3 separate regions of the Homo sapiens genome follow, and regions 2 and 3 are each linked to region 1. A link is a loop called in an ENCODE intact Hi-C map of the cell type or tissue named here. Cell type or tissue: PC-9. All regions are shown on one strand. Links, peaks and the distances in the headings refer to the core of each region. The heading gives the core; the rest is flanking DNA.

Region 1 (8,117 bases), core at 1,298-6,297:
CATTTCTCGGTAGGATACTGCCATCTCTGTATAGGCATCAGTGGAGGAGTGAAAATGGACCAGGTCATGTTTCTCATACTGCCTTGTTCTGTTATTCTCCTACTCAAACTTCCTTGACATTTTGGCTTTGGAGCTGGTTGCTTTATGGTGGCAAGGTGGCTGCTGCAGCTCCAACCATCACTTCTTCATATGACAGCATCCAAAATGGGAAGCAAAAGGGACAATGGCAAAGGGAACTTCTTGCATGAATCTCTTTTATTTTGGAGGAAAGTCCTTCCCAGAATCCTCCTTATGTCTCTCACTGGACACAACTGGATTCTTGCCATGTATAGGCCAATCACAAGCAATGGAGCTACCATAATCAGACCAATCATGGTTTATTCTCTGTCGCTGGGCACACTGATGCTTGAACAAACCTGGGGTACTCTTACTCAGAAGGGTAGGGTGGCTGTTGTGTAAACAACCACCAGATGCCTCTTCCGAGACATCTAAGATAAATTCTTTAAGCAATTAGCCAATTTTGCTCCTCAAACCCATCCCATCATTTGGCCCCCTTTCAAAAGAGCCTTCTTAAGGCATTAACTGGCTTGAAGCCTTCCATCAACTTTTTGGAAAACTTGACCCCTTTCCCCTAGGGAACATTCTACTTCCAGTTGTATCTCCTTCCCCTCCTGTTTCAATTATTACCCCCACCCAAGCTCACATGGAATGGAAGGTAAAGAAGAGGTGTCCACATGACAAGTGAGGTGGCTGGGTGCTCCGAGTCCAGGGAGACTTTTGATGTCCCAAATTCTTTGTTTTTTTCAGATAGAGTCTCGCTCTATCACCCAGGTTGGAGTGCAGTGGTGTGATCTCGGCTCGCAGCAACTTCTGCCTCCTGGGTTCAAGCTATTTTCCTGCCTCAGCCTCCTGTGTAGCTGGGATTACAGGTGTGTGCCACCACACTTGGCTAATTTTTGTATTTTTGGTAGAGACGGGTTTTCATCATGTTGGCCAGGCTGGTCTTAAACTCCTGATCTCAAGTGATCCACCTGCCTTGGCCTCTCAAAGTGCTGGGATTATAGGCGTGAACCACCGCACCTGGCCTAATGTCCTAAATTCTTCAGTGAAGTCCAGGAAGAGTGCTTCCAAATCTAGTCTTCACAAGTGGGAGTTCATCTCTTCATTCTCCCAACTGTCTTGTTAGCAGATGTTGAATCAAATTTCATCAAGCACACACATACACACACACACACACACACACACACCACACACACACACACACGCCTCTATCCTAATGACAGACACTAATTCTCAGAGGCAGTGAAGTTTAAACTAGTGGTCATTCCAGTTTTATAGCTCACAAGTCAGAAACATAAACAAACTAGTGGTCATAAAGGATAATGTCTCCAGGGGCCAGACAGGTGACAACAATCAGTGAAGGGAGCCTGTACTACTGGAAGCTCTGATGAGCCCAAGGATGCAGGCCCTACTGAATAGGACAATTTCTGCTCATGTTAGCTGACTGTTTTCAGGTTGGAATGAAGACTAGATTGCCTGGATTTTAAGACAATCCAGAAATCTGGAATTTAAGTGCAATTTCCCAATTAAAGAAGTTTGTGAGTAAAAATATCTGTGAGTCATAGCAGGACATTAAGCCACCAGTTTTTAAGCCCTTGTCTAACCCATAATAAGGAAGAGAAATATGTTCTCATTTGGTAATACCTCCTCTCTCATAATGAAATCTCTGTAATATTATGCAGGCCTGTACCGTGCCTTTCCTTCATCTCGCCAACTCTTTTCAAATGGTCCTCTTCATGCCTGCCTGGCAAAAGAAAGTGGCCTGTAGCTGAGCAGTATGGTTTGGCATGGTAGCACCTTTAGCCTTTACTTGTCACAATGACTCACGGGTTTTTGTTTTATTCAATTATCTTATGATACGTAGCCACCGTTGCTCTTGTTGATGCTCAGGTCTTTCAGATCTGGCCAGGGATGCCCCTTGAAGCTGGATCCGGTGTTCTCCACTGTTTTTGTTTGTTTGTTTTTAGCACCTCCATGTTTTCTGATACAAGATGTTCAGCCTTGCCTTGTAATTTTTCTGTCAAATACCTGGAATCAGCCACTTCTCTAAGAAGTTCAGGTTTTTAAAATTAGAGAATGGCATTTAGAACTCATGGTGTGGTGGCTGCGATCATTTGTACTATAATATCATTGCTTCTATGCTCTTTCAGGGAACAGATTTATAGCTATCATCTCTCTATCTATCTTTCTGGAGCAAGAGGGAGGTCTTACTAGTAATCTTTAATTTAATACAGCAATGTGGTGTTCTTCCTTTGTTCTCATTCCATATGTTTTCTCCCTTCTCTCTTAGTGAATGAGAATTATTATTCCCCCAAACAATATATTTGCTTTAACATTCCTTAGTCACAAATAGTGCTGGAATTACTACATCAATACCACGACCATCAACACATCTACAAAGCAAAGCACAAGATTATATTCCATTAAAATTATATTCCACTAAATTATTAAAGTTCAATTTGATATACAGTTAGGTCTTTTTTCTGTTGATGTTGACGTTTAAGATATCTTTCCATCCTTGCTGATTAACTTTATTTTCCATGTGCATTCTGTAGAGTTCCCCCTCTGAACTTCCTTGCACTCAACTTCCCTTCATCTCACTCCCTCCTCAACCCCTCTTTCTTTTTCTGCCAGACTGAGTCCTTTAAACTTCTGAGCTTCCTTCTACCTCTCCCTTTCTTTGTTCGCTGTCCTTATTGCATTTCCCCATAGGAGCCTAGTTCTGTTCTAGGGACTAGATCTGTATCATGGAGTGAGCCATGCCTCCAGCTCTCATTTCATGTGGAAGAGATGCAGGGCCACAGCCATCACAGCAGACTGGGGGGCACTCTGTAACAGGGAAGCACAGGACTGCTGGGAGAACAGAGGGGACACTTCTCACCCCATGGTTGGGGAGGGGGGGGCTTGCACTCCTTAGCTGGCTCTCACGCTATAGGAAGAAGAGATATTTCCTTGAGTTTTTCCTTTCATGAAGCACCATTAATAATACTGTCGCCATAGAGTCGCTGAGAGGATTAAATGAGATAGTACACGTTAATTGCTTAGCACAGTGCCTGGCACAGGAAAGGAGTGTTGCACAGGTTGGGTATTACTATGTTATTAGTTCTTCGAATAAGCTTTCTACCCCTTGCTCTTGCTCAGCTCCCACTGTTTTGGTTTTTTTTTTTTTTTTTTTTTTTTTGAGACAGGGTCTCACTCTGTCATGCATGCTGGAGTGCAGTGGCATGATCACGGCTCACTGCAACCTTCATCTCTCAGGCTCAAGCGGTCTTCTAGCCTCAGCCTCCTGAGTAGCTGGGACTACAGGTGCACATCATTGTGCCCAGCTAATATTTTTTTAATTTTTAGTAGAGACGAGGTCTCACTATGTTGTCCAGGCTGGTCTCGAACTCCTGGCCTCAAGCAGTCCTCCCACCTCTGCCTCCCAAAGTGCTGGGATTGCAGGCATGAGCCACATGCTCGGCCTCAGCTCCCTCTTGAACACCAACAATTCCTAGATTTGGTCTTTTGAATTACTTTTGTAGATCTTAGATTTGGTGTTTTGAGTTACTTTTGTAGATCTTGTTGGCGGTCTTCATTCCTTTCAGTTATTTTTTTCCTTTTTTTCCCTCTGGCTGTATTTTCAAATAGCCAGTCTTCAAGCTCACTGATACTTTCCTCTGTTTGGTTCCCTCTGCTGTTGAGAGTCTATCGAGTTCATCAGCAAATGAACTTCAGCGATTCAGCAAATGAACTTCTCAGTTTCAAGATTTGCTTGATTTTTAAAATTACTTTAATATTTTGTTAACTTTGATAAGTTTCTGAAATGCGCTTGTGTGCTATCTCGGAGATCACTGAGTTTCCTTAAAACTGCTATTTTGAATTCTTGGTCAGGGAGCTCACCAATCGCCATGTCGTTAGGCCCAGTCACTGGATTTTTGCTTTGTCCTTTTGCGTAGGTCATGGTCTCCTGCTTGCTGGTGTTTTTGTGGGTATACGCCTGTGTCTTTGCAATGAAGGATTATTTATTCCAGTTTTCTCTGTCTGGCTTGTTTGGGTTTCTGTGGGACATCCTTGCCTAGCGAAGCTTCGCGGCCAGGTCGCTTCCTCTTTTTTGGCTCTAGGTGGCGCCCTAAGCCCAGGTTCGCCTCGTCTCCAATAAAAGGTGGGAGCACGGCCTGTCCCAAACAGGGGAGGTTTCAAAAGGGTTATCCTGGCAGTGTGGGAAGGCTGGCTAGGGGTTTGCGCACAGGGCATCAGAGGAACGTACCTTCTACAGCATGGTGCTGCGGAACAGCCGCTCCAATGCGGCGTCTCCTTTGGCCGAGTTACAGGGCAGAGTTTCCGGGCTGGGGTTGGCCCTCGCCTCCCTTTGTCTCCGACTGTGCTCAGGGATGCCGCTCCCTTCAGTCACAGCCACACCTACTGCGGTAAGGCAAGGACCAGGTCTCCTGCCAGGGGACCCGCGAAGGTGGGGGAGTTGGCGCACCCCCTTAGTTTCAATCGTTCCAGTGTAGAAACCGTGCGTTGGGGAGAGATTCCGCAGGATCGGTGCCAGGCCGAATGTGGATGGGCGGAGGTGTCCTGAACACGGAGGTTCCCTTCCCTCACCATCTGCCCGAGGTTTTCCTCTTTTCTGTGGCCCTGGAACAGTCTCATCCTCAGACTGGAGCTCTGGGTTGCTGCTGGTGTGGATCTGGGCGCTGGGTATTTGTTTCTGGTTGTCGGAGGGAGGGGTATTGGAAGCAGCTTGCCTGACGCTGCCATTTCGGGACTGGAACTCTCCACGCTGCGAGTATTGCTGCACGGTGCGTCACGCCCTCCATGGAGCCACACATGCCGCGGTGCGGTTCCAGGAAGAGCTCCGACGGCATGATTTTGGGTCTTCCCTCAACTACTCAGAACGTATCCCACATCGGTGTCGATACGCACGTGTATTCAATTTTGCCGACGCCACAACCATTCTTGCTTCTGGTAACGCTCTTCAGTTTTTCTTTAGCAACCCTGCCCCCCGCTTCTGGGTCCGTGTGGTCTGGGTGTAGCTGATGATCCCCGTACCCCAGCTCAACGAATGGGCACGGAACCCAGGCACACGAATCCACACCAGGACCCACTACGTAATAATCTGCAGGACCCGGTGCAGATGAAAATGCAGGGCTCCTTGTTCGAAAAGTATGAAGAATGACAAAGCTTTGCCCAGAGGTTCATGCCTGTAATCCCAGCACCTTGGGAGGCTGAGGTGGGAGGATGGCTTGAGCCCAGGACTTTGAGGCTGCAGTGAGCCGAGATTGGGCCATTGCACTGAAGCCTGGGTGACAGAGAATGAGAAACTTTCTCTTTTTCTTTTCTTTCTGAGACAAAGTCTCACTTTGTCACCCAGGCTGGAGTGCAGTGGCATGATCTCAGCTCACTGCAACCTCCACCTCCCAGGTTCAAATGATTCTCCTGCCTCAGCCTCCTGAGTAGCTGGAATTACAGGTGGCTGCCAACATGTCCAGCTAATTTTTTTTTTATTTTTTTTTATTTTTAGTAGAGACAGGGTTTCATTGCGTTGGCCAGGCTAGTCTCGAACTCCTGACCTCAGGTGATCCACCCGCTTTGGCCTCCCAAAGTGCTGGGATTACAGGTGTCAGCCACCATGCCTAGCCCCTTTCTCTTAAAAAATAAAAGGAAGAAGAAGTGTTCCACTGAAAAAGTGACCAGAGCCAAGAGGCTCAGAAACTGTAACTGAACCCAAAAAACCCTCCAAGCCTCTGCATCGCAGTGGTGCCTGAGGCAGGTCCAGCGCTCACTTGAGATACAGAGCAAAGAAAAGTCAAGGAAGCAAGGGGATGGGTCAGCAGTGAGGGAGGGCTCACTGATGTGTTGCCTTTGCTTCACACCTGACTGTCCTGAGCCCACAGATGGGAAGTGAGTCCCCACAGGGAATGCAGCAACTTCATGGAAATGAGCCCGCAGATGGGAAATGAGTCCCTACAGGGAATGCAGCAAGTTCATGGAAATGTCTAAACTGAAACCCAGGTCCCCTAGCCGCAATCCAATCACAGGAAACTACATTGGTCTTTACTAGACAGGAGGCCAGAAATAAATTCCAGCCTGGCAAGATCTGGGGCAACTGCTATGGTTTGAATGTGTCCCTCAAAGTCTGTGTATTGGAAATGCAATCCCCAAGGCAACAGTGCTGGGAGGTGGGACCTTGGAGAGGTGATTAGGTCATGATGGCTCTGCCCTCACGAGTGGCTTAATGCTGTTATTGAAGGAGTGGGTTGTGGGTTAGTTTTTGCAAAAGTGGGTCCCTTGTAAAAGGATGAGTTCAGTCGCCTCACCCCTTTCTCTCTCTCTTACCTTTCTGCCTTCTGCCATGGGATGATGCGGCAAGAAGGTCCTTGCCCAGAGTTCAGGCGCCTTGACCATAGACTTCTCACCTTCCACAAAAAATAAATATCTGTTCATTATAAATTACCCAGTCTCAGGTATTCTGTTATTGCAGCATAAAACAAAGACAGTGACCTTTTAAAAACAGCTGTGATAACGATTGCTGTTCAGTTAGGAAGAGTGGACAGTGGCTGCTAATGTCAGGGTTCAGAAAACGATATCCCAAAGTATGGTGTCTTGGCATGCTGAGTGCTTTGAACTGAATGACACTGAAAGGGTTTCATAAACAAAGTCTTTTTCTGTCCTTTTTCCTTTTTCTTCTGCTAACCTTTCTCCTCCAAGTCAGGCCATAAAAACTAGAATTCCTTTTCCCCAAAGCCAGCCATAAAACCTAGAAACACGACTTTAACTTTCCCCTGCCTTTCTGTGTAAGAGCTGGCCATAAAGAAATTCTCTGACCTACCTTGTCTGATAGCAGATAATAAGACCCTTATTCCAGAAGGGACCTTGCCCCATACCAGGGAGGAAGGAACGGCACACAGAGAGGCCAAGAAGAATCTGAAGTCGGGCCTTGCTAGGTTTCCCCACTCCGCCTATTAGCATTAGATCATACCCTTTCTGTCCAATCATCCAATCACATTTCTACATGGCTGTGCATTCTTCATGGGGTCTAAGGCTAAAAACAGACAGTTTTCTCTTGAGTTTTTAGGTCTTTATTCTGAAAGCTCCTGTGTCACATAAAACTTTAAGTCAATTTGTTATGCTTTTCTCTTGTTGTCTTTTGTTATAGGAGTGTCATTCGTGAGTCTTATGATGGGTGAAGAAAGGTATCATACCTTTCCACCCCTACACTGAGAAGGACACTTATAGCATCACCTGCAGGTTAATATTGTCATGTCTATTTTACAGATTTGCAAGCTGAGCTCAGAGAGAGCTGCACCATTTGCCCAGGGTCACAGCTTGCAAACAGTGGAGCCCTGATTTGACTCTAGAGTCTGGGGCCTAACTGCTCCCCTAGTTGCCTGGGAAGGGAAGTTAGAGCACCTGGATTCTTATTCTGGCAGCATCATTAGCTCAGGGTCCATTCTGAGACAGTTTCCCTTCCTAAGTGTCACTATACCTTCTGGGCCTCACCTGCAAGGCCAAGGCAGAATGCCAGTGGGGTCATGGATGTGAATGCATAGTCAGCAGTGGCTGGTAGGGATGCAGGCTGGTATAGGAGCAAGACTCCATGCTTTCTGGCAGGGCCTGGGTTCAAATCCTTACTCTGTCTCTGATTAGCAAGACCTTGCCCAAGTCCCTTGACCAATCATGAGACAGAGGATGACACCAACCTCACGCGATTGTTATGCAGATCACATGCTCCACGAAGGCAGGCTGCTTGGCTTAAGAAGATGCCTGACACACATCAATTCCTTTTCCTATCTCCTTTATAGAGAATGTAGCTTCATTCTCCAAGCATGAGGTAGAGGGAAAAATAGTATGCTCGACCTTCTGAGGGTCCTTTTGATTTTATTTTGAGACAGAGTCTTGCTCTGTCGCCTAGGCTGGAGTGTAGTGGCTCAGTCTTGGCTCACTGCAACCTCTGCCTCCTGGGTTCAAGTGATTCTTCTGCCTCAGTCTCCTGAATAGCTGGGATTATAGGCGTGCGCCACCACACCTGGCTAATTTTTATATTTTTAGTAGAGATGGGGTTTGGCCGT
Region 2 (8,117 bases), core at 1,257-6,256, 1.1 Mb after region 1:
CACCATGCCCGGCTAATTTTTGTATTTTTAGTAGAAATGGGGTTTCACCATGTTGGCCAGGCTGGTCTCAAACTCCTGACCTCAGGTGATCCGCCTGCCTCGGCCTTCCAAAGTGCTGGGATTACAGGCATGAACCACCGTGCCCAACCATGTCTCTTCATTTCTAATGGCTACTTATCAGCTGTGTGATCTTGGGCAAGTTGCTTAACCTCTCTAGGTTTCATCATCTGAAAAAGGGGGATGATAATGATACCACTTCATATGATTGTACCAAACAGTAAATGAGTTAATAAATGTAAAGTGCTTACAACAGTGCCTGACACAAAGCAAGTGCTATCAAAAAGATCAACATTGTTATAATAACTATTATTATTGTTGTTACTCTCGCTAGGGCTGAGCACTAGAAGAGGGAGACGGGGCTTCCTGTAGCTCCGAGTCTGCTAAGCAGGAGCCTGATTTGCCATGGACAGGAGTTGACTTCAGTCCTCAGGCTTGTGGGGTGGGGGCAGGGAGGACAGGAGCTACCATTTATTGAAGGCACAGAATCAAAGAATTCTCAAAACACCTTAGGGAGAAGATACTCTTGGTATCAAAGTGGTGCCATTGGTCTGGGGCAATAACCGAGGTTCATTGCCTCATTCCAAGGAAATCGAGGACATGGACACAAACGAGGAGTGAGTTTAAGAGCAGAGGTTTAATAGGTGAAAGAAAGAGAAAAGAGAAAAACTCTCTCCTGCAGAGAGAGGGGCTCCGGACTGGATCTTCCAGTTCCACGGTGAAATGCATGGAGGCGTTTTGTAGATGAGCTTGAGGAGGCAGTGTCTGATTGACATAGGGCATGAGAGATTGGTCAAACCAGGTGTGCTGTTTGCATAGCATGCAAAGAAGCTGGTCATCCCACCCTAATCTTTTATTATGCAGATGGGGTCTCTACCTGGCCGGTGCCATGTTGCCTGCTTTTTACTGCACATGTGGTGACAAAGGAAAGGGAAGAGGGAACCTCCGTGTTGAATATACCTGGCTTCCAGATATCGCTTTTCTATTGCCACAGCTGCCAGTATTTACCTATGTGAGCTTTTAGCTTGCTTATCTATGCTTGCAGCTTGATTTTTCAGGTTGCTTTTTCTTAGAAAAGAAACAAGTTAGGGGCTGCTTTTTATTAAAAGGAAACCTTACTGAGGACTCTCTTACCCTCACTATCTGCCTAAATAATTTCTTTCTAGTTCCTGTATCACTATCACCTTTTTAGAGATGAGGAAACCAAGGCTTCAGGGGGTTACAGGAGTCATCTGAGGTCATGTAGCCTGGAGTGTCTGAACCAGGGTTGCCCCTAGGCCCAGTGAGTGTGGCCCTGGTCCCTGTCGCCACCCTGCAAAAGGAAGGAAAGGGTAGTGCATATCCCTGTGGTTCCCAGAATGTCCTAGGGGAAGAAGGAAACTGCAAAGATGTACCTCTCAGCCCTTTGTGCCTGCTGGAAAATGCTGCAGGCAATATCCTATCAGGGTCCTGAGGGGAAGGTGGTGCTCTGGGCACTGCTTCCCTGACCTATATCCAGGAGGCTGGGCTCTGGGTGAGGTAGGTGGGGATGGGAATCTGTTGGGAAGAGCACTGGGCCAGGAGTCAGGAGCTGAATTTCAGACCTCACCCAGTGTGCCAGTTCCAGCACCTAAAACAAGGCCTATCAAGTAGCAAGGAGTGCACAATCAATATTCATTGAAGAAATGGATGAGTGAATCCATGAATGAATAACATAGGCCCTGCTCTCAGGGAGCTTTCAGCCTAGAGGAGCAGAGGAGACAGGTGCAGCAGCTACAGAGTTCAGATGAGGGGAGTGCCCTAGGACCTGGGTTATACCCCAAAACGGGAGCCTTCTGGGGCCTAACAGGTAAAGGGGACTACAGAAGGCAAAGAGGAGAGAGGAGTGCAGAGCACAGAGGCCTGCGGAGCATGGGCTTGGAGGCTGAGTAGGTTAGCACTTGAGAGGGATGTGAGAAACGGCTCACACTGTTCGGATCCTTATATTCTGGAACACATCCTGCCCCGACAAGTCCTTCCCTTCACTCTCTCAAAGCATAACTCCAAACTGTGCAGTTATCTGTGGATTGGGGTAAGCTTGGCTCCCCCACACTGATTTTCTAAATTTGGGCTGGACACAGGAGCTGGTTTGACACAGAGGCCCCACAGGTCTCCTCCATCCAACAAGCAAAGCCTGGGACCAGCCCAACCTTCAGGGAGTCGCCCTCAGCCTCCTGAGCTATAGGCCTTCACTGCACCCAAGTCTTCACTGACGCAGACCTCCACACTATGCCCTCCTCCCTGGCTGCCCAACCCTCCACCGTGGGGTCAGACACACCCTGCCCACCCCTGGCAGCTGGTCCCTACAGCCTCTCCCTGGCCCGCCCTGGCCAAACACTGGCAGAGGGAAGCCTGGGAAAACCAGACAGGCAGGACTTGCCAGATGGCAGCCAGGCCTGAAGGAACCTGGGGAGAAGAGGGTGACGTGAAGGTCACTGGGGCTCCCTGAAAGTCAGAAAGACATGGAGATCAGTTGTTGTTACTGAGACGTAATGGGCAGTAAGACTTACTCTTTTGTTTCCCAACAAATGACAGAATTATACCAGAAGTAATAACCCTTTCCATCTCTATAGGGCTATCGAGTCTCCAGCCCATGTTCACATGAGGTATCCGCTCTAACAGAGGAGCAGGAACAGAAGGGAACCTGGGGCGTACCTCCCTCCATCGCATAGCAGCAGGTGCAGGCACCGTGTCTTTGCCCAGTGCTTCCATCTGCTGTCCTCAGGCTATTGCCCTGCCCCAAAGCCTAACGTGGCAGACACGTGCTGAGCAGTTTCAGCTGGCCTTGGGGATTGGGATTTTAGGAGCAAGCTTCAGAAACCCTGTGGAAGACTGGGAAAGTCGGTGAAATAATAAAGATGGTCCTGACGATGACAGAGGGCACATTCTGATGTCACACGGCTTTAAGCATGTGCTAAGCACTCACATGTGCACCTTGAATACCTCACAACAGCCATCTTACTGATGGGGAAGCCAAGGACTGACTAGTAAGGTTAAGCAACATGACAGTAAGATTAAATTAGTAGTCCTAACCTGGATTCACAGACTTAGTAGATCGGGATTTGAGACCAGCATTTCAGTGGTTGATTAATAGACACTCGCAGGAGCTGCTGTACATGCTGCCATCCATGAATGCTCAGGTTGCAAAAATTACATGGGTCCCCTTCATTGCTCTACTTTAAATTGGGATGGATAATCTTGGCTACTCGGGAGGCTGGGGTGGGAGGACGGCTTGAGCCCGGGAGTTTGGAGATGCGAGCTATGATCCTGCCACTCCACTTCAGCCTGGGTGCAGGGGGAAACTTTGTCAAAAAAAAAAAAAAAAAAAAAAATAGAAAGGAAAAGAAAAGAAAATTGGCGTGGGTAAGTAGACAGTGAGTAGAGACCGGTTCCCAAACTTCACAGGGCATTCGTCTCACTTGGATTCATCTTCCTGTTCCCTCCCTCTGTCCTCACCCTCCCTCCCTATTCCCTCTTGCGCGCAGGCACACACACCACGCACAAACACACATCGGCTTGAGATCCCAAACTTTTTCCAGCAATGTCATTGACATGGGCCCCCTGCTGGCCAGTCAAGGGTTACCGCATACTAACAAAGCAATGATCCTTGACTACCACCTAGTGACGTAATGTGGTAACATTACATTTCTTTTCTATCCCTTCACAATCTGATGTGGTATTAAATATTTCGGCAACCGGAAGCCAAAATGTTAAGAGCTTGCTCTTTGTGCTCCCTGCTTCAGAATCCCTTAAAAAATTCCTCATTAAAGTATATAACAGTAAAATTTTGATGAAGTTGAAACTCTAAATTTAACTCAAAACTTGGCAGTGAAATTTGAATTAGAATAACAGGGGTACTATTTATCAAGCATCTATCAGCTAGGCATTGTACCAGTTGCTTTATATTGCTTAATTTACAATTTAATTTGATACTTCTATGAGGCATATCTTATATGTATTTAACAGATTTCAAAATTGGGGCTCTGAGAGAGAAAATAGCTTATTCAATATCAAACAGTTATTATGCAGAAGACTCAGGACTAACCAATACCGTCATTTATGAAGCATGCAAAAGTTAACCAAATGACTCTCAAAACACCCTTGGAGAACTACAGGATTAGTCCTATTTTAGGAATGAGGAATAGAGATCCAGGAAAGTTAAGGAGCTTCTTAAAGTTCACACAATGAGTATTGCAAAAAGTTAAGTGTCAGACTTCACTCCTCAGGAAGTGGAGTCTTTGCTGTGCTGCTCCTTGCCCCCCAGGGCCAAGACAACAGTTGTGCTCTGACATTTTAGGGTCCTCGCTGCCATTGTACCTGGCCTCACAGAGTCTAAAATATACCCCACCATCTCCAAGGTCTAGAGTCACCACATGGTTCCTCATCCCTGACACCTGAGTTGCCACCAAGCCCTATTGGCTCAGGGTCCTGAATTGCAGCCATATTCTGCTCCCCAGGCCCAAACCTCCAGAGCACTCCTTCTTCTCCTGAGTCAGACCAGTTCTTTGCCCTGGCCCCTAGAAGTAGAATTGCAGCTACAACCCAGCCCCTGAGCCCAAACTGCTAAAGGTGCCTCAGAGTCCCAGATCACGGCTCTCTGGACAACCTACATCCAATAAACACAGAGAGCAAACCTGCACCACAAGATCCAGGTGCCACAATAGGTTTGTGATACACTGAGCCTAGGACCCCAACCCCACAAATGCTCTAAGCACCTTCACCTGGAACCTAGTACCACTGCAGCTGCATGTAGGCCATGTCCGACCTGATACCGAGAAGGATTTTCTCAGCTAAGTCTCCACACTGTGGGGGAAATAAGAATAAGAGGACCCCAAAAGCCCTCGCTCATGAAGACTTTAACAACCTCCACCACTACTGCCACCGCCACAAACTTCTACAACCTAAGTCATTGAGGCACCCACAGTTATTCAGTGAGCCAACAAATGAGGAAGCTGCATAGAGATTATATCACTCAACTTACCCAAAAACAGAGTTGTCCTCACCAACCAGCACACCAAGACCAAACTGCAGGTGAAAGTCTTTCTCTGCAAAGATGATTCTAGAAAGTTTGGAAGAGGTAAATGTTCCATCAGATGCACAGATACAAGAAACATCATGCAGAGACAGAAGAAACATAAACAAGCAAGGAAATACGACACCACTAAAGGAATACAATAACCCTCTAGTAACAGACTCTGCTAAAAATGAAATTTAAAAATTTCTGGAAAAGGAGTTCAAAATAATGATTTTAAGGAAACTCAATGAGATACAAAAAATACAGATAGACAATTTAACAAAATCAGGAAAACAATTCATGATATGAATGAGAAATTTAACAGAAGGTGGATTTTTTAAAAAAATAAACAAACCCTGAAGCTGAAGAATTCAATGAATAAAATAAATAATACAATAGAGAGATTCAACAATAGACTTGATCAAGCAGAAGAAAGAACTCTAAATTCAAAGACAGATCATTTGAAATTATCCAGTCTGAGAAAAAAAAAAGAATGAAAAATAGTGAAGAAAGCCTATAAGACTTATGGGACACCATTAAGTGAACAAATATTCATAGTGTGGCGCTGGAAACACTGGATATCCACATGCAGTAGAATTAAACTAGATCCCTATCTCTTATATACAAAAGTCAACTCTGAATGAATTAATGACTGAAATATAAGACCTTAAACTATGAAACTATTGGAAGAAAACAAAAACATTGTATCAGAACATTGGTGTGGGCAAAGACTTTGTGAAGAGGACCTCAAAAGCACATGGATCAAAAGCAAAACTAGACAAATAGGATTGTATCAAACTAAAAAATTCCTGCACAGTGAAAGAAACAATCATCAGAGTGAAGAGACAACTAGCAGAATGAGAGAAAACATTTGCAAACTATTTATTCAACAAGGGATTACTATCTGGAATATACAAGGAACTCAAACAACTCAAAAGCAAAAACCAACCAAACAAACAAAAAAACCCACCAACAATCCAATTTAAAAATGAGCAAATGAGCTAAATAAACGTCTCTTAAAATAATACATAGGAATAGACAACAGGTATATGAAAAAAATGCTCAAAATCACTAATCATCAGAGAAATGCAAATCAAAACTACAATGAGATATCATATTAATACAGTTAGAATGATTGTTATCAAGAAGACAAAAAGTAAATAAATGCTGGTGGGGATGCAGAGAAAGGGAACTCCTATACACAGTTGGTGGGAATGCAAATTAGTGCAGCCATTATGGAAAACAGTACGGTGCTTCCTCAGAAAGCTACAAATCGAACTACCACATGATCCAGCAATCCCACTACTGGATATATATCTGAAGGGAAGGAAATCAATATGTTGACGAGATGTCTGCACTCTCATGCTTATTGCAGCACTATTCACAATAGTCAAGATATGGACTCAACCTGTGTCCATCAACAGATGAATGGATAAAGACAATGTGGTACATATACACAAGGGAGTACTATTCAGCCACAAAAAAGAAAGAATCTTGTCATTTGCAGCAACGTGAATGAGTCTGGAGGACATTATTTTAAGTGGAATAATTCAGGCACAAAAGGACAGATACCACATGTTCTCACACATGTGAAAGCTGAAAAAGTTGATGTCATAGAAATAGAGAGTAGAATAGAGGTTACTAGAAGCTGGGAAGGATGGACAGATGGATAGCCTAATTTTGGCTAACAGATACAAAATTACAGCTAGATAGGAGAAATAAGTTGTAGAGTCCTAGGGCAATGTAGGGTGATTATAATTAATGACAATTTACTGTATATTTTTAAATAGCTAGAAGAGTATATTTTGAATATTCCCAACACAAAGAAATGATAAATGTTTGTGGTGATGGATATGTTAAGGAACCCAATTTGATCATTATACATTGTATACATATATTGAAATATCACATTGTAAGCCATGGAGAGGGGCCTAGGTTGATGACTTCATCATAGTTATGAAAACTCTGGAAGCCACTAAGGATCTAAAAGATGAGAGTCATCCTGGAATCCAAGTTTGGCCTCAGAGAGAGGCCTATTTGAGCTCTCTACTCTCTTTGGTACTTGGAGGAGAGAAACCTCCATAGGCACCAGAGTTCTCTTAGTTTCAGATTCATCACAACTGTAAGGCATCCCATTTTACAGATGGGGAACTGAGATCAAAAGAGTTGCCATTTATGTTGGAGATCCCACAATCAGTAATTATCAAATTAGAAATAAACCACATATTATAAAACAATATCAATTGTGTATTTTGTATGCATATACTAAAGTATTTATGCAGTTGTTTCCATGTGGAAGTATAACCAGTGATTTATGTTTTCATCTATATTCTATATCTTGTACATTCAGCAGCCTGATAAGACTTTTCTGAAGCACAGACGTGATCAATTCATTTCCTAAATGGTTATCCTTTCTTCTCAGAAGGAGATTCTCATTTCGTATTATGGCTACAAGCTTAAAAGGAATGAAAGAGTTTAGAACAACTCATGGTGGAAAGTCTAACAGGAAAATGTCATGAAAATGCAGGACTTCAAAAGACCGAACCTTTAGTGTATTCTCATTCATGAGAAATACAACTGCCAAGAAACTGCCTGATGCACACTTGGCTCTGGGGAAAACAAAAACAAAAACAACAACAACAACATCAAAAGACAAAACAAAACCAAAACAAAAAGCTCTTCTTGAGAATTTATAACCATAAATCAGTATCACATTGTGATCCAAATTCATACAACCTGTGGTCTTCCTAAAATTTCAAATGACAAATGAGGTTTCTGAGGACAACCTGATACATGAAAGCACATTGGGAAGTTCCTCCAGTCAATTAGAAAAAGAAAACAGAAGACCTCTCTAAAAGAACTCAACTACAATTCAGGCCTTAAAGAATTTCCACAAATAAGCTCCCAAGGCAAGTGGCAACTCACAGTCAAAAATCACAAACAAATCACATGAAAGTGCCAGAAGAAATTACAGACAGTAAAGTCACACACACATAGACTTTAGCACTAGAATTATCAGATAATTATA
Region 3 (8,117 bases), core at 1,002-6,001, 200 kb before region 1:
TTAGCGGAGAATGAGATGCAACCTACATTTCCATCAGGCCATATTCTCAGGGCCAACAACCTGATGGTTGACTGTCTGCACATTTCCCTGGCAGGCAGAAAGCCAAGCCAAGCTCTCAGGATGCAAAATGAGATAACTAGGAAAGCAGTAGCTGTCTCTGGCATGGAAAGAATCAGTAAACAAGATGTACCTCAAAACCAAGTTAGCCAAATGTGCAAGAATCATAATCCAAAGAACTAATGTTTGCAAGTTTTTCTTCTGCAAATATGAATATGGAAAAGAAAAAGTGACAAGGAGAAATTTTTACCTTTGTCTCTTAACTGGGTGCTACAAACAGAGATCTGAGAAAGCTGACTTTGGGAGAATGCTTACCTTTTTCTGGCTTTTGTCAGTTTCCCTGGATCCCATCAGCAGGATCTGAAATGAGTGAGGTGTCCAGCCGTCCCTTTGTGGTCACCAGAAACTGTAGGGGAGGAAAAATTTCTTTTTATCCTTCTAAGTTCTCAGCTGGGGCCTCTGTAACAAAAGGCAGATTAAGAAGAGAAAAGCATACAAATTTATTTAATGTAAATTTTATGTGACAAGGGAGTCTTCACAAGGAAATGAAGATCAGAAGTGGTTAAACCTGAGCGTTTTTTGATTTGTCATTTTAAGACGGAGTCTCGCTCTGTCACTCAGGCTGGAGTGCAGCGGTGCAGTCTCAGCTCACTGCAACCTCCACCTCCCACGTTCAAGTGATTCTCCTGCCTCAGCCTCCTGGAGTAGCTGGGATTACACGCACCTGCCACCATGCGCGGCTAATTTTTTTTTTTTTTTTTGTATTTTTAGTAGAGATGGGGTTTTGCCATGTTGACTGGGCTGGTCTTGAACTCCTGACCTCAAGTGATCCACCCACCTCGGCCTCCCAAAGTGCTGGATTATAGAAGTGAGCCACTGCTCCCGACCAAACCTGAGTGTTTTTATGCTAGGTTTGAAAAGTCATGGAAAGTTAGGAAAGTTGTGGGAAAATGTGATAGGACAAAAGTAACAAACTGGGGGAAATTTAGCAAGACCTGTTCATTCATATTTCTTTTGGTGTCCCTTCATCTTTAGGAATATGGATATTCCTTTCCTCCGGGTATAGAGTAAGGTACCTCTCACCTGAAGGTCTATAACCTGCTTCAGGATAGAAGGGCAAGGGAAAGTCAGAGAGTTCCTCCTACTGTTTCTCAAATTACTTCAGCTTAAAAATATTCAATATGCCAAGCTCCTATATTTTGGGGTAATGTGTCTTTGGGGTAGGCATCCTGAACTCCATTATCTCATGTAAGCCATCATGCCACCTTGGGAAGATCTATCAAGGAGTGAGGGCAGAGCAGAAGTAAAGCGCAGTCAACCAACAGAGAGAGAAATTGGGTCCTAAGGCCTTGTTTGCTATGATTATGCAGGCCGGTAAATTCTTTTCTCATTGCAATCTCTTGCAACAGAAGTAATCCAAACTGACGTGGCAGTTATATTTATTAATTTCTTACTTTGTGTCTATCCCTGTGCTAAGCGCTTTCCATGTCTTATCTGTTTTATCTTCTAACTGTCATAATAGCTCTATTAAGTAGAAATGAGATAGGCACTACTATTTTGGGGAAACTGTAAAAACCATGAAATAACTCATCTGAGAGCACACAATTTGTAAACGGAACAATCAGAATTTGAATCCAGTTTCAGGCTTTTCTTATAAAACTAGTATTCCCAGAAATGACACAACTACTCCCTAATGTAATATACATGCTCTAAAAAATATGACCTTGGTTGGTTGTCGCTCTAGGTAAGAGTAGCACATTTCTATCTATTCAAAGTTTCATTGATTTCTCCTTTCTCTGGGTATTGGTCAGGGTCACCATAGTCGAAGCCACCAAAATTTATCTCTCATTTGCATATTGTGCTATATTACTTGCCAACTGTCTTACTAGAATGAACATTCTATGAAAGCAGGAACATTGTTTTGTTCACCGTTGCATCCCTAACACCTAGAACAGTACCTAATCACCAAGGCATTAAATAATATGTTGCATGAGTGAATGAACAAATGTGGATCAGCTTTCCTTGACTATATTGGACAACTTGGAGAGCAAGAGAATACTTGAGAATGTTACACGCTTGATAATATTGATCGGAATCCTTTTTGTATCTTCCATATCTTCATATTGTAGAGGCTGAATGCACTTGGTCACACATACATACATGCAGGCAGGTATGCACGCATGTTAACAGATAGATACGTCAACTGCACTCTTAAAACTCACTTGTTTCTCTCAGCTTCCACAGCAGGATCTGAGAGCATCTGGTTAGTGCCTTGAAACTGAATGTGAATGTTCCCAAACCCTGTTCTAGGCTCCTTTGCTAAGAGCAAAGCAGGGTCTACATTCTTGGCACTGTTGTGGTGGAACTGGCCCCAGCAGAGGAGCCTGAGAGATCTGAGGTCTCATCCTAGCTTTGCCACTTACTAGCTTTGTGGCCTTAGGCAGAGCCTTTTATGTCATTGTACCTCCATTTCCTTGGGCATAATACAGGAATAATAATTCAGACCCGTTTATCTCCCAGCTTTTTGTGAGAAGCAAATTCTATGGCTATGAGAAGACTGAAAAACCAAACAGGATATTTAAGAGTATAAATTGGATTCATACCATTTCTGGGTAAAAGAGGTTAAAAATCTCATTTTGATGCCTAAATCCCTTATATTTATTGACTGTGTGGGTAGCACAGGATTTGACTGAATGCAAATTGAAAGCAATTTAGCCAAATGATTTGGAAGAAAGAAATCTGGTTGAAATTAGTTGGCTCATAAAACAGATTGGTCAAAATAACAGTTTGATAAAGAAAACTTGATTTTCCCAATTATTGGTTTTACAATAATTGGTTATTTGGTTTTACTTTGATGGGGAAGTCTTTTCCCATCTTTTGATATTATTTTTTGCCTTAAGGAATTTCTTAGACTTTTAAAAATTTTACCTGTTTAAGTCATTTTAAGGACATTTTTGATTTGGGTCTTTCATCAGTTTGGCCATGTATCAAATGTTCCTCTCAGGAGATCTTACTAGCATCCATTAATTATTTATAACTGGGAATTCATAATTGAATAATTAAAAAAATAGATTGCCGGAACACACTCAACTTCTCAGCTTGATAAATGTTGGAGTTTCCCTTTCAAACATTTGGACTCTCGGCAACTGGCTGCTTTTGGGTCCCTTTTACCACTTTTATGCAATTTGCTGTTAAGAGAGAGCAATGAAGGGGAGAAAATCTTGAGTGCAGGGGAGGAAGCAGTCAGGATTCCAGTGTGGACAAAGACACTATTATCGGCTAAGAGCCTTCTAAAACCTCCATTTAAATTTAAAACTAGCGGGCAAACTCAACTGTTGAAGTGGAAGAGGAAAGATTGGGTGGGAGGAAGGCAGTGAGGGGATATGCATCAAGCCGTAAACTCCGTGGAAAGCACAAGAGGGCGGTGTAACGCTAAATATTTCAACACCGACTGCTTGAAATCCTAACACTTGGACCTAAACATTACATTAAAATTCAAAGCCTTGAGATAAGAACTATAGCATCTATTTATGAGGCCATCAACAAAATACTTGCAAGTGGTTTTTTTCAGTGCTTTTACTAGGAAAAATTGAAATATACACACAAGTAGCAAGAGTTGTATATTGAATTCTCACGCCCATCACCCAGACAAAATAATCAGCAAGAGTTCACCACCTGTGCTTCATCTTGCCTTTCTTCTTTTCTCTAACTTTTTTTTGGAAGTATTTTAAAGCAGATCCCAGACAGCATGTTATTTTGTCCCTACCTAGTTCAGTTTGCATTCCTGAAAGGCATGGAGATTTTTCTATTTTACATAAATATAGGCCATTCTCACTCTTGACAAAGTTTCTTGTTATTTTAAAATATCCAATTCATTATCCAATAATTCCAGTTGTCTCTAAAATATTGTTTTCTAGTTTTGTTTGAATCCGTAACCAAACAAGGTCCATAAATTGTATTTGGTTGTTCTATTTCTTGTCTCTTTTAATCTAGATAGAACAATAGTCACCCTTTCCCTTACCCTCATGCTTTTTCTGATGCCACTATACATTCAAGAAAGATCCAGATTCTGGATTTGCCTGTTTGATTCTTCATAATGTTTAGAAGTAACTTTTTATATTTTTTTAAGCAAGAGTAAATAAATGTTGTATTCTTAATAGATCGTTTAGGATTCTTAGAGTATTTGGATTGCAGATCTTGGTTTTATGCTGTGTTACTCTTAAACTCAACAGCACAAACTATGAAGGCAGATAGAACCACGTTTAAATCCCAGCTTGGCTGTTTAATAGCTGAATATTCATCAATCTGAGCCTCAATTTCTTTATTTGTAAAGCAGATGTCTTGGGACATATGATTCTTGGGAAGATTAAATGACAATTTATGGTAAGCTCTTGGGACATAATAGCTGTACCATAATTGATAACTATTATTGATAATTGTTAATTTGATAGTTAATAATTGATAACTATTTGATAATTGATTACTATTATCACCAAACTGTATTTTCATAATGCTTACCATTTCTGAACAAGACAGGTAATACACAATCTGATGACAATAACAGACAGTTCATTTTCATTCTCAAGGGTGAAAAGTGTAATTAGTTTAGGTCTGCCACATTTATTCTCCTGCTGAAAATCATTTAATGACTATGGAAATCAGTATAACTCATTCAAATATAGAAATTAGTGTTCTGTGGAGCCATAGCAAATGAAAATGTCCTGTTATGTGTTAAGATGTTAAAGAAAGATTTATGAGTAGAGACTAGCAAGCCAAGAATTTATAAACCCATTTTTCTTGTCAAATCTCAGTACCTGATCCAATAACAACAGTAACCATAATAATAACAGCCCTTATTTTTCCAATTGACAAGACTGCCAAGCTCTAATTGATGAAAAGAATTCACCTGGTGATCCAACAGTCACCCTGCCATAATGTCAATCATAATAAATTGCAAGGCTGCAGATGAAGCACTCAGAAAATAAATATTGGCTGTTGAGGGTTTAAAGGAAAGAACACCTAGGACTGGAGAGTCACTGATGCTCCCGACTCCACTGGAGATGATTGTGTGAGATGTAACATTTAATACAAGTAGTAGTATTCTGCATGTTCAGAAAAATTTCGATCACCACTATTGGCATGGACTAATTCAGTCTAAAACAAAAATCCATTAGGGAATTGAAAGTAGAAGAACTTAAGTCTATTCTCAAATTGTGTATAAACAGAAAGAGGAGAGTGAAGTTAGCTGCTAATATTTTAAGTGTCTTTTATTGACCTGGAATAGTCTATTTACATACATTTTAAAAATCTTACATTTAAATTAAAATATAGCATTCTGCCTCCTATCCTTTTTGGTACAAATCCAACTACATGTAAATAAATAAAATAAAATGAAAATATACTAATTGCATTTTAAAATAACATGTGCTTATTATGTTAAATAATTGTGTATGCTTATTAAGAAAAAAGTCCAATACACAAGCATTTATTTGAAGGTAATATAATTTGGCAACAGTTTTGTTATTATGCTGATCCAATAAAAAATCAACCCTATAAATGCATGTTACGTTGGAGATGATGATTCACTCTTCCACAGTAACTTTGAAAGTATCTGCTTTAATTAGCACTGCTTATAACAAAAGCATCATTCTGTTTTCTAATGTGCTGTAAAAATGGATATCAAAATTATTCTCTTAAATGTATTGTACTTTTGTAGTGAAATTCATACTGCAAATATCTGACATGCAAGGACTATATATAAAGGACTATAAAATAAAGAACAAAAATGTGTTCCTTATAGGAAAGCTTGATTAGTTTCTACTTTTCTAACTAATGATTTACATCAAACCTACTGCAATCCAAAGAGACAAATGGTAATAAACTGGACAACTGTGGTCAGTGGCCACATAAATAACTTCATCTGCAAACCAAATCCCTCAATTTAAAATTGGATGGCTCTTTCCCTTGAAATTACAAGAAGGAGATCATACCCTTCCAACAAGGCCAACATGAATTCATTTGGTTGTTATTACTGTCTTTCTCCGGGCAACATAAACTGCCAGAGAATATTAGTCCTTTCGTAGTCATGTTTCAAAAGCAGACCTAATTGTTGGTAAAACATGCTAATTGTCAGAAACAGATGCTTGAAGATGGGTATGTCATTTTTGACAATGTAATCAAAGATCTTGTAATGATTATCTGCTCTTGAATTATGGATTCCAGAGTTCCAGAATTTCAGTGTTGGAGGGACCTTCAAGTCTCTTTTAGCTCTTCCTCTAGCGTCTACCCAGATTAAGCTGGAGACTCTTCTGATCTTGTAAAACTCCCCACAGATGAAGATTCTATTCTTTTTTTTTTTTTGTCTTTTTTTTTAAGACAGGGTCTCACTCTGTTGCCCAGGCTGGAGTGCAGTGACATGATCTCAGCTCTCTGTAACCTCCACCTCCCAGGTTCAGGCGACTCGCCTGCTTCAGCCTCCCGAATAGCTGGGACTACAGGCATGCGCCACCACGTCTGACTAATTTTTGTATTTTTAGTAGAGACAGGGGTTTCACTATATTTGCCAGGCTGGTCTCGAACTCTTGACCTCAAGTGATCTGCCCGCCTTGGCCTCCCAAAGTGCTGGGATTTCAGGTGTGAGCCACCGCGCCCAGCCGAAGACTCTATTCTTATCTTACTAATTGATTTCAAGAGTTTACTAACACAGATGTTTAAGTTCTTTCCCAGAGCCCAAAGTGAATCTGATATTTTTGTAGTAGTCTCCACAAACTTCCAAATGTGTACACCATGCTGTTGTAGAAAGAGCACTGAACTTGGAAGCAAAAGACCTGGATTTGACACTTCCTATTTGACCTTTGACAACTCCTTAATCTTTCTTGGGTTCAGTTTCCTTATTGGAACAGTGAAGCTAGTAATTCTTCACTAATCTATCTCAAAGGAAGTTGTGAGAATCAAATGAACAAAGATATGTAAAAACACATAACAATTGTAAAGTTGCAGACTTTTAAGTCTCATGATATTTAGGAAGTATAGAAAGAAGTAAAACTTTAGGTCTTAAGTATTTATTTTGCTACGGATTTTGGTTATGATTGTTTTCAGTTTACATTAGACATACCCTTTATGCAGGGGTCTGATCCCCAGGCCTAACATCTACAAAATTTCAACATCCATCCATCGCTTAGATTCTTTTTAAGCATATTGGGAGCTGTGAAGTCATATAAATTAAGCTGTTGCAAAAATGGTTAGTGCTATTCTATTAAGAATTACAGTGAACCACCTGTTTCAGAAAATCCTGAGGCTACATTGTTTAATGAGGGCTAGGCTGAGTAGTTTTTCTTGGAAACTATAAGGCATATCCTTTATGAATGAATCTAGTTTGCAAGGAACTTGACTACACAGAGAATCATCTGATCCTAACATGGTAGTCAGCATCCCCAACTCAAAAGACCATATTGAAATCAAAGAAGCAAGGAGAGTATCTGCCATTTGTATAGTGCAGTTTTCTAAGTTCTTCCATATATTACAAATAGAATGTGTAATATGACTTACATCATTGGAATAATCTCAGTAATTTGAGAAGTGGCAACAAAAAGTAAGGAAGTAAATGTCATAAGTTCAACCACTTAAATATCTTAAGGCAAAACTGTAGGGAGATTAAAAACACAGATGTAAAAAGTGTGTATCCAAACTCAGGTGTGATACTAACATCCATCAGAATACAAAGCTGTACCATTTATGCAATGGAGTGGAGATTTGTACCTTCTCCTCATTTGTTTCCTTTTTCTCATTCTAACTTTCCTTTGGAAAACCATCACTCATTGCCTAGCATCCATACACTTTGGGTGTTATAGACGTTATACTTTGGTCCTGGGGTGGGCTCTGATTGCTCTCAATCAATCTGGTTGATCCTTACTTCTTTGACATTATTCAGGATTGGTCTAAGCACAGTGAAACTCAGACCTGTGTTTGAAGGATGCGTAAAGCATCCTCTTTTCCAGGATGTGAAGGAGAAAGCCCAGTCTTCTGCTGTCAGCTATCTTAAGACTATGCCTGAAGCCCAC

The links. A loop is a pair of places that touch in the nucleus more often than their neighbours do. Peaks named below come from ENCODE experiments on the same cell type or tissue, not always from the same donor. Only the 100,000 strongest peaks of a DNase experiment are listed, where the experiment ranks them.
Region 2: a loop joins it to region 1, with 12 times the contacts of the local background. A loop is called at or near these places in 4 of 110 quality-filtered maps.
Region 3: it touches region 1 in a loop (4-fold over the local background); 34 of 110 quality-filtered maps call a loop at or near these places.

The regions. Positions count from the first base shown.
Region 1 is chr11:20,128,653-20,136,769 of GRCh38, reverse strand. It overlaps LOC107984418 (a long non-coding RNA gene), which reads left to right and starts at 4,381. Exons shown (of 3, transcript XR_001748477.2): 1 at 4,381-4,469. LOC124902643 (a long non-coding RNA gene) reads right to left here. Exons shown (of 3, transcript XR_007062615.1): 3 at 4,469-6,464. In PC-9, for the core only: CTCF peaks have their summits at 3,969 and 4,172 (motif pointing right); no DNase peak of the experiment used is centred there; H3K4me3 peaks cover 609 bases.
Region 2 is chr11:19,066,911-19,075,027 of GRCh38, reverse strand. No RefSeq gene overlaps it. Among named protein-coding and RNA genes, the nearest start is that of MRGPRX2, 10 kb to the right of the region's middle. In PC-9, for the core only: CTCF peaks have their summits at 3,447 and 3,648 (motif pointing left); DNase peaks (open chromatin) are centred at 2,417 and 3,657; H3K4me3 peaks cover 605 bases.
Region 3 is chr11:20,333,099-20,341,215 of GRCh38, reverse strand. No RefSeq gene overlaps it. Among named protein-coding and RNA genes, the nearest start is that of HTATIP2, 27 kb to the left of the region's middle. In PC-9, for the core only: a CTCF peak has its summit at 3,475 (motif pointing right); no DNase peak of the experiment used is centred there; H3K27me3 peaks cover 4,127 bases.